Regions from separate parts of the Homo sapiens genome. Here region 1 is linked to region 2. Evidence: read pairs that join two places in POLR2A ChIA-PET (ENCODE). Cell type or tissue: GM12878. All regions are shown on one strand. Each heading gives the region's core, and the rest is flanking DNA. Links, peaks and the distances in the headings are about the cores only. Region 1 has its middle 38 kb from the start of HAVCR1. Region 2 has its middle 16 kb from the start of HAVCR1.

Region 1 (5,381 bases), core at 274-5,273, 54 kb after region 2:
TGTCGCCCAGGCTGGAGTGCAATGGCTCAATCTCGGCTCACTGCAACCTCCGCCTCCTGGGTTCAAGCCATTCTCCTGCCTCAGCCTCCCAAGTAGCTGGGATTACAGGTGCTTGCCACCACGCCTGGCGAATTTTTGTATTTTTAGTAGAGATGGGGTTTCACCATGTTGGCCAGGCTGGTCTTGAACTCCTGACCTCAGGTGATCCACCCACCTCGGCCTCCCAAAGTGCTGGGATTACAGGCGTGAGCCACCATGCCCAGCTTTGCACTGTCACTTCTGAGGCTAAATAAAATTACCTGGAGTCTCCAAAATATAGGAAGACCCAAAAAATGTAGGGGAAGCTTATTTACACTCTGGTTTTCATGGTCTAGTTTGTGGATGTTTGTTACAGGTTCGTAGTGCTCTCTGGAAGGAAAGGAATGACAATTAGTCATTTGATCTCCCTCTGATTAAGGTTTTCTTTTGTTGTTGATTTCCTTTTGCTTTTTTTTTTTTTTTTTCCTTTGAGACAGGGTCTTGCTCTGTCACCCAGGCTGGAGTGCAGTGGTGTGATCACGGCTCACTGCAGCCTTGAAGTCCTGGGCTCAAGTATCCTCCCACCTCAGCCTCCCGAGTAGCTGGGACCACAGGTGTGCACCACCTTGCCCGGCTAATTTTTGTGATTTTTGTAGAGATGTATTTTCACCATGTTACCCAGGCTGGTCTCAAACTCCTGGGTCCAAGCAATCTGCCCACCTTGGCCTCCCAAAGTGCTGGGATTGCAGGCATGAGCCACCACACCCGGCCCTTTTGCCATTAATTGTAAACAGTTTTGGAGGGTCTCAGAAGTCATATCCTCTTAAAGCCACCATGCCTGGCTAATTTTTTTTTTTTAAGTGGAGATTAGGTCTTGCTATGTTGCCAGGCTGGAGTGCAGTGGTGTGATCATGGCTAACCCTAAGTGCAGCCTCAAACTCTTAAGCTCAAGTGATCCTCTTACCTCAGCCTCCTGGGTAGCTGGGATTACAGGCATGTGCCACGATGCCCGGCTCATTTTTGTATTTTTTGTAGAGACAGAGTCTCCCTATGTTGCCCAGGCTCTCTCAAAACTTTATTTCTTCTTTGACTGTTGATCGCATTAGATTTTCTAAGGATATATACACAAAGGCTGTTGCTCTACCCACTGCAAAAGTAATGATAGCCAACCAGAAAACCTGAGGGTGCCCTTGGTAGGCTTGACACAGAATGTGAGCATGGTGTACATGGGGCTGAGAGAGAAACAGTCTATAACTCAGAACTCCTGGGAATCGAATTGTAATGTTCCCTTGGGGATTCTCATGGACACTAAGGACCTTTCCAACTCTTACTTAGAGTCTTGGGTGGCTACTTGTGCCTTACCCCAGTCGTTCCTGAGTCCTTCCTCCGCAGGGCCACCAGCATAACCTCAAAGCTAAGATCTGTTTGTGTAACATCTTAGCTGGAAATCCTGCAACTACTCCCAATTTGGTGAAATTCTCAACTCCACAGCAAGCCCTCCACTGCTTATCCCCAACTCACTTTGCCTGCTTCATGGAGTCCCTTCCTGCTATGTTCCAAAGGCTATAAATGCCTCAGATATCCACTCTCTACTCCATGGGTCATCCCACCCGCCAGGAATGCTTGTTCCCTGTTTCTCCAAGGGTCACGTCATTCCTCCAAGTCCTGCTCCAGCGTCACTGCTTCAGCCCTTCTGGTCCTAATCCTCCTGGACAGAATTAATTCTCTCTTCTGAATACTTCTGGGCAGCCCTTTTTAATTACTCAATAAACATGGAAAAATAGAGTACCTCCCATATTCTAGGCATGGTGCTAGTACCTAGCTGAGATTATTCTGCATGAGGCCAGGGTTCCGCCTAGCCTGTGGGGCACCTTAGGGTAAATTACAAAGAGGCCTTCCTCTTCTTTCTGGCTGACACAGCCCTGAGTCAGGACAGAGCTTGTAAAAAGGAGTGTGACTTAGGATTTTTGTGCTGTGCAAACTAAAACCATAAATGGTGATCCTATAACTTTGTCCCTTGTATTAGAGATATTTACATTGATGGTGCTTTTTTACTCAACACTTCGAGGGAAGTGTCTGTATTTTCTCAGCACCTAGCTTATACTTAGTAGGTGTTCGATATATATCTATTAAAATTAGTTAATAAATGGATAGGGCCAGGTGCAGCGGCTCACCCATGTAATCCCAGCACTTTGGGAGACTAAGATGGGGTGGATCACTTGAGGTCAGAAGTTCAAGACCAGCATGACCAACATGGTGAAACCCCATCTCTACTGAAAATATAAAAATTTGCCAGGTGTCTTGGTGCATGCCTGTAATCCCAGCTAGTCTCAGGAGGCTGAGGCAGGAGAATCGCTTGAACCCAGGAGGCTGAGGTTGCAGTGAGCCGAGATTGTGACACTGCACTCTATCCTGGGTGAGAGTGAGACTCTGTCTCAAACAAACAAACAAACAAACAAACAAATAAATAAATAAATAAAAATAAAAAATAAATTGATAAAAGAATGTTTCTTAGAACCTTCCTGTGTACTCTAGGGATGGGATAGAGCAAGGAAGAGTGTCTCTTTTACAAGTCCATTTATATTACTGGCTGGAGCCGGTGTGAATCTCAGTGACTTTCTGAGATCAGTAATTTGCAACCTTAGCTGCGTGTTAGAATCATCTGGGAAGGTTGAGAAACTACCCATGCCTAGATCAATTAAATCAGAATTTCAGGAGGGGGTCGCAGATATTATAATTTTTTCAATCTCCCCAGATTTTTTATGTTTTTGAGACAGATTCTTGCTGTGTTGTCCAGGCTGGAGAGCAGCAGTGTGATCAAGGCTCACTGCAGCCTCAACACCTGGGCTCAAGCAATCCTGCTGTCTCTGCCTTCGAGTAGCTAGGACTACAGGCACACCACCATGCCCATCTAATTTTTTTATTTGTAGAGACTGGGTCTCGTTATGTTGCCCAGGCTGTTCTTGAACTCGTAGGCTCAAGAGATCCTCCGATCTCAGCCTTTCAAAGTGCTGGGATTCCAGGCATGAGCCCTGTGACCAGCCTTCCCCAGGAGATTTGAGTGTGTAGCTGAGACTGAGAACCACTGACCTTGAGAGACTTGGGAAGGGGATATGACAGCATGTTTCTATGTTGTGTGTGTCAAGTGCTCTGGAAGGACATAAAAGACACAAAATGAAACAGGAAAATGTCCACAATAGGCTAGAGCAGGGGAAAAACCAAGTAAGAAAAATGGCAAGAGGCTGGTGACCACAGGTGTGTCCTATGTCTAGCACCCACTACAAGAGCATGATGTTGGTGGCACCCCTGGGAACAAGAAGGCTGAATGTTGCCATGCTTTTGGAAAGCTTCCCAGGAAGCTGGCTCACAGCTGTTCAGCTGACTTTGTCCCTGGGCCTCCTAGGAACTAAATGTTTCCCCTACAAACTGGTAAAAATAAATAAGAAAGTCCCCTTTGGACTGCGAGGAAATGCTCTAGGGTAACCCCTATTTTGTGCTGTGGACAGCTGAGATGGGGCTTGCTCTGCCTGTAAGTGCCTGCACCTGCTTGAGCCTAAAAATACTTAAAAAAAATTTGGGAATGAGGTCTTGCAATATTGCCTGGGCTTGAGTGCAGCGGCTATTCACAGGCATGATCTTAGTGCACTACAGCCTTGAAATCCTGGCTTCAAGTGATCTTCTTGCCTCAGCCTCCAGAGTAGCTGGGACTCCAGGTGAGCATAACCTGGTCAGCTCTAAAAAATACTTTGATGATGACTGATGCACACATTACTTAATGGACTTTAATTTTTAGAAAAGTTTTAGGCTAACAGCAAAGTTGAACAGAAAGTACAGAGTTCCCACATAGACACCTTCCTCACACAATACACACACACATGATTTTGCCACCACTGTTAACTTTCCCCACCAGTGTGGCATATTTGTTACAAATGATGAATCAACATTGACACATCATTCTCAATTGAAGTTCATAGTTTACATTAAGGTTCATGCTTTGTGTTGTGCATTCTATGGGTTTTGATAAATGTGTAATGACATGTACCCACCATTATAGTATCATACAAAATGGTTTTGCTGCCCTAAAAATCTTATAGATCCACCTAGTCATCCTTCCCTCTCCCCAAATCCCTGAAAGTCACTGATCTGATCTTTTCACTGTCTCCATAGTTCTATCTTTTTCAGAATGTCATATAATTGGGGGTCATACAGTATGTAGCCTCTTCAGATTGATTTCTTCCAATTAACAATATGCATTTAAGGTTCCTCCATTCTTTTGATAGCTACACAGCTCATTTCTTCTTATTGCTAAATAATATTCCATTGTCTGGATGTATCACAACTTATTTTTGTTTATTAATTTGCTTTAGTTGCTTCCAAGTTTTGGAAATTATGAATAAAACTTCCATAAACATTCATGTGCACACAGGCTTTTGTATAGACATAAGTTTTCAATTGATTTAGGTAAATATCAAGGAACACAATTATTGCATTGTCTGATAAGAGAATGTTTAGTTCTGTAAGAAACTGCCACACTGTTTTTCAAGGTGGCTGAGCCATTTTGTATTCACACCAGCAATGATTGAGAGTTCCTATTGCCCCACATCCTTGCCAGCATTTAGTGCTGGATGTTAGCCATTCTAATTGGAATGTACTGGTATGTCATTGTTGCTTTAATTTGCATTCCTTAATAACATAAGATGTTAAACATATTTCTTATGCTTATTTGCCAGCTGTATATCTTGAAAAATGTTTATTAAGATATTTTGGCCATTTTTTAATCAGCTGGTTCATTATCTTACTGTTGAGTTTTAAGAGTTCTTTGTATGTTTTATCAGATATGTCCTTTGCAAATATTTTCTCCCAGTCCATAGCTTGTCTTTTTACTGATGGTGTTTTTTGCAAAGCAGAAGTTTTTAATTTTATTAAATTCCAACTTGTCACTTTTTTCTTTCATGGATCATGTCTTTAGTGTTGTATCTAAAAAGTCATTGCCAACCCCAAGGTTATCTAGATATTCTTCTGTTATCTTGTATGAATTTTGTAGTTTGGCATTTTACATTTAGGGCTATGATCCATTTTGATTTAATTTTTGTGAAAGGAATAAAGTTTGTGTCTAGGTTCACTTTTTTAATGTGTGGACATCCAATTGTTTCAGCACCATCTGATAAGACACCATTTGCTCTGTTGTATTGCTTTTACTTCTTTGTCAAAGGTGAAATGACTGTATATGTATAAGTCTGTTTCTGGGTTCTCTCTTCTGTTGCACTTATCTCTTTGTCTATTTTTTCAGCAATAATACAGTTTGATTCCTGTAGCTCAAAGTTATTGTAGTTCAATTATGGTAAGACTTAAAGTTGGGTAGT
Region 2 (5,381 bases), core at 74-5,073:
AGCTACCTGAGAGGCTGAGAGGTAGGAGGATTGCTTGAGCCTGGGAGGTCAAGGCTGTAGTGAGCCAAGATCACGCCATTGCACTCCAGCCTTGGTGACACAGGAAGACCCTGTCTCAAAAAAGAAAATGGGGGAGAGAGTTTATGTTCTTTCATTGTAAATTTTCAGAATTCAGTAAAAATTCAGTGTGCACTTTACATTTAAAGCACATCTCAGTTCTGACTAGCTGCATTTTAAGTGCTCAGTAGCTACGTGTGGCTAGTGGCTACAGTATTAGACAGCACAGTTCTGCACCATTCTCTATTCTCACTCTCTCTCTCTCTCTCTCATTTATTTATTTATTTTATTATTATTATTTTTTGAGACAGAGTCTCACTCTGTTGCCCAGGCTGGAGTGCAATGGTGCAATCTTGGCTCACTGCAAACTTTGCCTCCCAGGTTCAAGCGATTCTCCTGTCTCAGCCTCCTGAGTAGCTGGAATTATAGGCGCCCACCATCACACCTGGCTAATTTTTGTATTTTTAGCAGGGACAGGGTTTCAACATGTTGGCCAGGCTGGTCTCAAACTCCTGACCTCAAGTGATCCTCCCACCTCGGCTTCCTAAGGTTCTGGTATTACAGGCGTGAGTCACTGCACCTGGCCCTGTTTTTTAAAAATAGAGATGGGGGTCTCACTATGTTGCTTAGGATGGCCTTTGACTCCGGGGCTCAAGCAATCCTCCCACCTCAGCCTCTTAAAATGCTGAGATTGCATAGTAGCTTTTGGGTAGAAGTTAAAAAACCAAACCAAAACAAGAACCTCCAAAAATAACAAAGTGCTGGATTACAGGCATGAGTCACAGTGAGCCACGATGCCCAGTCTGTCTCTCATACACACACATACACACAAACAGATACAGGTTGTAACTTACTTTTTTTTTTTTTTTTAACCATTTGTAGAAGGCTATTAGTCCATGTCAGAATATTTGGGAGAATACCTTTTATTTAGATAGCTACATAGTATTGAGTAGAATAAACATGTATGTTCTATTAAATCATTTCCCTATTGAAATATATTTATTTTCTTTCTCTGTTTCAAATAAGGCTCTAAGGAACATCCTTTATACAAAAACTTACATGCATTTGTGTATTTTCAAGGTATAGAGGTCTAGATACAGAATTGCTTTGTCAAAGGTTATGATGCTGGTGGAAGTATTATGACTATAAAACAATAATATATATTTCAAACCAATATGCTAGCAAGTGTATAGCTAAATATATACCATCTGTTTCAAGGCAATCATTTTAGAAAACCACATTTTAATTCCAGCATGTTCGTTCACTAAAAATAATTTGGTTTTGCTTTTTGAAATTTGACTTAAAAACCAGTTTAAGCTAAAAAATCTAGGTCAAGTGAGTCTCATGAGGCTTGCTCTTTTGTAATCAGAGTTATTTTTATTTTTTGAGGCAAGATCTCGCTCTGTCACTCAGGCTGGAGTGCAGGGGCTTGATCATGGCTTACTGCAACCCCCACCTCTTGGGCTCAAGCAATTCTCCAGCCTCAGCCTCCTAAGTAGCTGAGACTACAGGTGCTTGCCACCACGCCTGACTAATTTTGGTATTTTTTGTAAAGACAGGGTTTACCATGTTGGCCAGGCTTGTCTTGAACTCCTAAACTGAAGTGATCCACTCGCCTTGGCTTCCCAAAGTGCTGGGATTACAGGCGTGAGCCACCGGCCCCAACCTGTAATCAGAGTTATTTTTATCTCTCATTCATCTGTTTCTGTCTTTCCTCCCTTCTCTCTTTCCTTCCTTCCTTCCATCCATCTGTCCATGCATCCATCCAAGAAATGGCTTCCTAATTGGTAGCCACCTAGTCCACTTTTGCTCTCCTGGTAGTTCATTCTCCTCACACAGTAGCCTAAGTATTTCCAGTATTTCCTTTTTCTTTTTTTCTTTTTCTTTTTTTTTTTGAGACGGAGTCTTGCTCTGTCATCACTCAGGCTGGAGTGCAGTGGCACGATCTCGGCTCACTTCAACCTCGCCTCCCAGGTTCAAGTGATTCTCCTGCCTCAGCCCCCCAAATAGCTGTGACTACAGGCACACACCTCCATGCCTGCCCAGATAATTTTTGTATTTTTAGTAGAGATGGTGTTTCACTATGTTGGCCAGGCTGGTCTCGAACTCCTGACCTCGTGATCCGCCTGCTTAGGCCTCCCAAAGTGCTGGGATTACAGGCGTGAGCCACCGCACCTGTCGTTTTTTTCTTTCTTAAATCATTAACTGGATTCAATTACTCTTATTTAAAACCTTTCCATAGCTTGCCATTGAACTGAAAGTCTGCTGACCTCACCAACCACTCCTTATTCTCTGTTTCAGCCACACTGATGTTTCTGCTTCTAGAACAGCCCATGTTCTTTCTGATTCCAGCCCCTTTTCAGGCCATTTCCTCTCTTCAGAATACTTCTCTAAGACTGTTGGTATAAAGCTTCCCCTTTCTCATCTTTTGGTTTCTAGTTTAAATTTCTTTTTTTTTTTAATTTAAATTTTTAATTTTACTTATTTATTTTTGGGACAGAGTCTTGCTCTGTCACCCAGACTGGAATGCAGTGGCGTGATCTCAGCTCACTGCAACCTCCTCCTCATGAGTTCAAGCGATTCTCTGCCTCAGCCTCCCGAGTAGCTGGGACTACAGGCGCACACCACCACGCCCGGCTAATGTTTTTTGTATTTTTAATAGAGATGGGGTTTCCCCATGTTGCCCAGGCTGGTCTCAAACTCCTTGCCTCAAGTGATCTGCCCGTCTCGGCCTCCCAAAGTGCTGGGATTATAGGCGTGAGCCACAGCGCCCAGCCTAAATTTCATCTAAGAGCTTTTCCCCAACCACCAAATCTAAGTAACTATCTTCCCATCTCTAATTCAGTTGGTTTCCTACATAGTTTGTTCCAATCTGAAATTCTCTTGCTTACATTTTTCTGTGTGTGTGATCTATCCACCCCAACCCTCAACTGGAAAGTAAACTCTATCATTCATGGCCTCTATCCCAGGGGCCTAGTACAATGCTTGGCTTACAGTGGGTGTGAAATAAGTATTTGTAGACTGAATGAATGAATGAACATATGCCTGCTGTATTGCAAACACAAGCTGTGACACAGGCACCACAAAAAGGTTTACGTTTTTCCTTCAAGGAAGTCAGAATATGGCAGGGCAACCTGATCCCCAAGAATATAGTTACAATAAAAGGCAATAAGCATATAGCAGACCCACACACTAGAATCTGAATGATACAGAAAAGGGCTTTTTGATGATGTCTTTAAATAAAAATTTAAAGACATTTAAATTTTATTTAAATAAAAAAATAAAAATTTAAAGACATCACCAAAAAGCCCTTTTCTGTATCATTCAGAATAAAAATTTCTGGAAATACAAATCCTTAGCTTTACCACTTGCCTAACTTAACTCTGTAAAACTCCAAATGAGTCTCATAGAATAAGGTTGCCTGGCACATAGCAAGTGCTCAGTAAATATAAATGGGTGAATGCATAAAGTGACAGAGGTGACGCAGATTCTAACAGCAGTCCCTCAAATAAATATATATAGTTGACTCTTGAACAATATGAGGGCTAGTGGCACTGATCCCCTGTGCAGTTGAAAATATGCATATAACTTTTATCTCTCTCTCTCTTTTTTTTTTTTCTCTTTTTGAGACGGTCTCACTCTGTTGCTCAGGCTGGAGTGTGGTGGCATGATCACTGCTTACTGCAGGCTTGACCTTCTGTAAGCAATTTTCCCATCTCACCCTCTTTAGTAGCTGGAACTATATGTGTGTGCCACTATGCCTGGCTAATTTTTGCATTTTTTGTAGAGATAGGGTTTTGCCATGTTGCTGAGGCTGGTCTTAAACACCTAGGCTCAAGTGATCCTCCTGCCTTGGCTTCCCAAAGTGCTGGGACTACAGGCATGAACCATCGTGCCCGGGCTGCATATAATTTTTGACTCTCCAAAAAATTTGCTAACAGCCTACTGTTGACAGGAAGCCTTACTGATAATGTGAACAGTCTATTAAAACACATTTTTGTATATTATATATATATGCTATATTCTTAAAGTAAGCTGGAGAAAAGAAAATGTTACTAAGAAATCCTATGGAAGACAAAATATATTTACTGCTCATTATAAGGATCATCCTCGTCGTCTTTCCATTGAGTAAGCTCAATGTGAAGGAGGAGGAGGAAGAGGAGGGGTTGGTCTTGCTGTCCCAGGGGGAGTAGAGGTGAAAGAAGTGGAGATGGAGGTGAGGCAGGAAAAGCAGGCACACTTCGTATAACTTTTACTGAAAAAAATCTGCGAATAAGTGGACCCTTGCAGTTCAAAGCCATGTTGTTCAAGGGTGAACTATAGTGACCGGATGTATTTTCTTTGTAGAAGAACATGTGCTTTGTGGTATAGCGCTTTTATGTTTATTAAAGCATTATTTCATAATCTTCCATCTTTCTAGATGCTTGGTGATGTCCGAGTCTAGCTTTTGGCAACTTCAGCTGCTATCTTTTCTCTCTGTCTTTCTGGGTTAAAGAAAAGGATGATTGTAATTAGGCTGTGAAAAATGAAGTACATTATGTGAATGTAAAAGAACTTCCACTTATGGCTGGGTGAGGTAGCTCACACCTGTAATCCCAGCACTTTAGGAAGCCAAGACAGGAGGACTGCTTGAGCCCAGGAGTTTCAGAACAGCCTGGGCAACATAGTGGGACCTTGTCTCCACAAAATATAAAAAATATTAGCAGGGTGTGGTGGCTGGTGGCATGTGCCTGTCGTTCCACCTACTCAGGAGGTTGAGGTGGGAGAATTGATTGAGCCCAGGAGGTCGAGGCTACAGTGAGTCATGTTTGTGTCACTGCACTCCACCCTGGGTGACAGACAAACACCCTGTCTCAAAAGAAAAAAAAAAAAGAACATTACTTTTGCAAGAATGTACAGTTTTGGGATTGGGTTTTGCTTTTTGTCGTTGTTGTTAAAACACTTTGCATGCATTATGTTATATAAACAGTATATTGGTACATTCTTGTAAAATACTGAAATGATACATAAATGGCTGGGCACAGTGGCTCACACCTGTAACCCCAGCACTTTGAGAAGCCAAGGTGGGCAGATCACCTGAGGTCGGGAGTTCGAGACCAGCCTGACCACATGGAGAAACCCCGTCTCTACTAAAAATACAAAATTAGCCAGGTGTGGCGGTGCATGCCTGTAATCCCAGCTACTCGGGAGGCTGAGGCTGGAGAATCGCTTGAACCTGGGAGGCAGAGGTTGCGGTGAGGTGAGATAGTGCTATTGCACTCCAGTCTAGGCAACAGGAGCGAAACTCCCTCTCAAAACAAACAAACAAACAAACAAGTGATACA

Evidence for each region. ChIA-PET counts read pairs that join two places held together with the same protein. Peaks named below come from ENCODE experiments on the same cell type or tissue, not always from the same donor. Only the 100,000 strongest peaks of a DNase experiment are listed, where the experiment ranks them.
Region 1: POLR2A ChIA-PET joins it to region 2 with 5 read pairs; 3 of 35 experiments call an interaction of 5 or more read pairs at or near these places.

Annotation. Positions count from the first base shown.
Region 1 is chr5:157,018,743-157,024,123 of GRCh38, reverse strand. No RefSeq gene overlaps it. Among named protein-coding and RNA genes, the nearest start is that of HAVCR1, 38 kb to the left of the region's middle. In GM12878, for the core only: no CTCF peak of the experiment used is centred there; no DNase peak of the experiment used is centred there.
Region 2 is chr5:157,072,152-157,077,532 of GRCh38, reverse strand. No RefSeq gene overlaps it. Among named protein-coding and RNA genes, the nearest start is that of HAVCR1, 16 kb to the right of the region's middle. RefSeq lists an enhancer at 4,169-5,368. In GM12878, for the core only: no CTCF peak of the experiment used is centred there; DNase peaks (open chromatin) are centred at 801 and 2,372.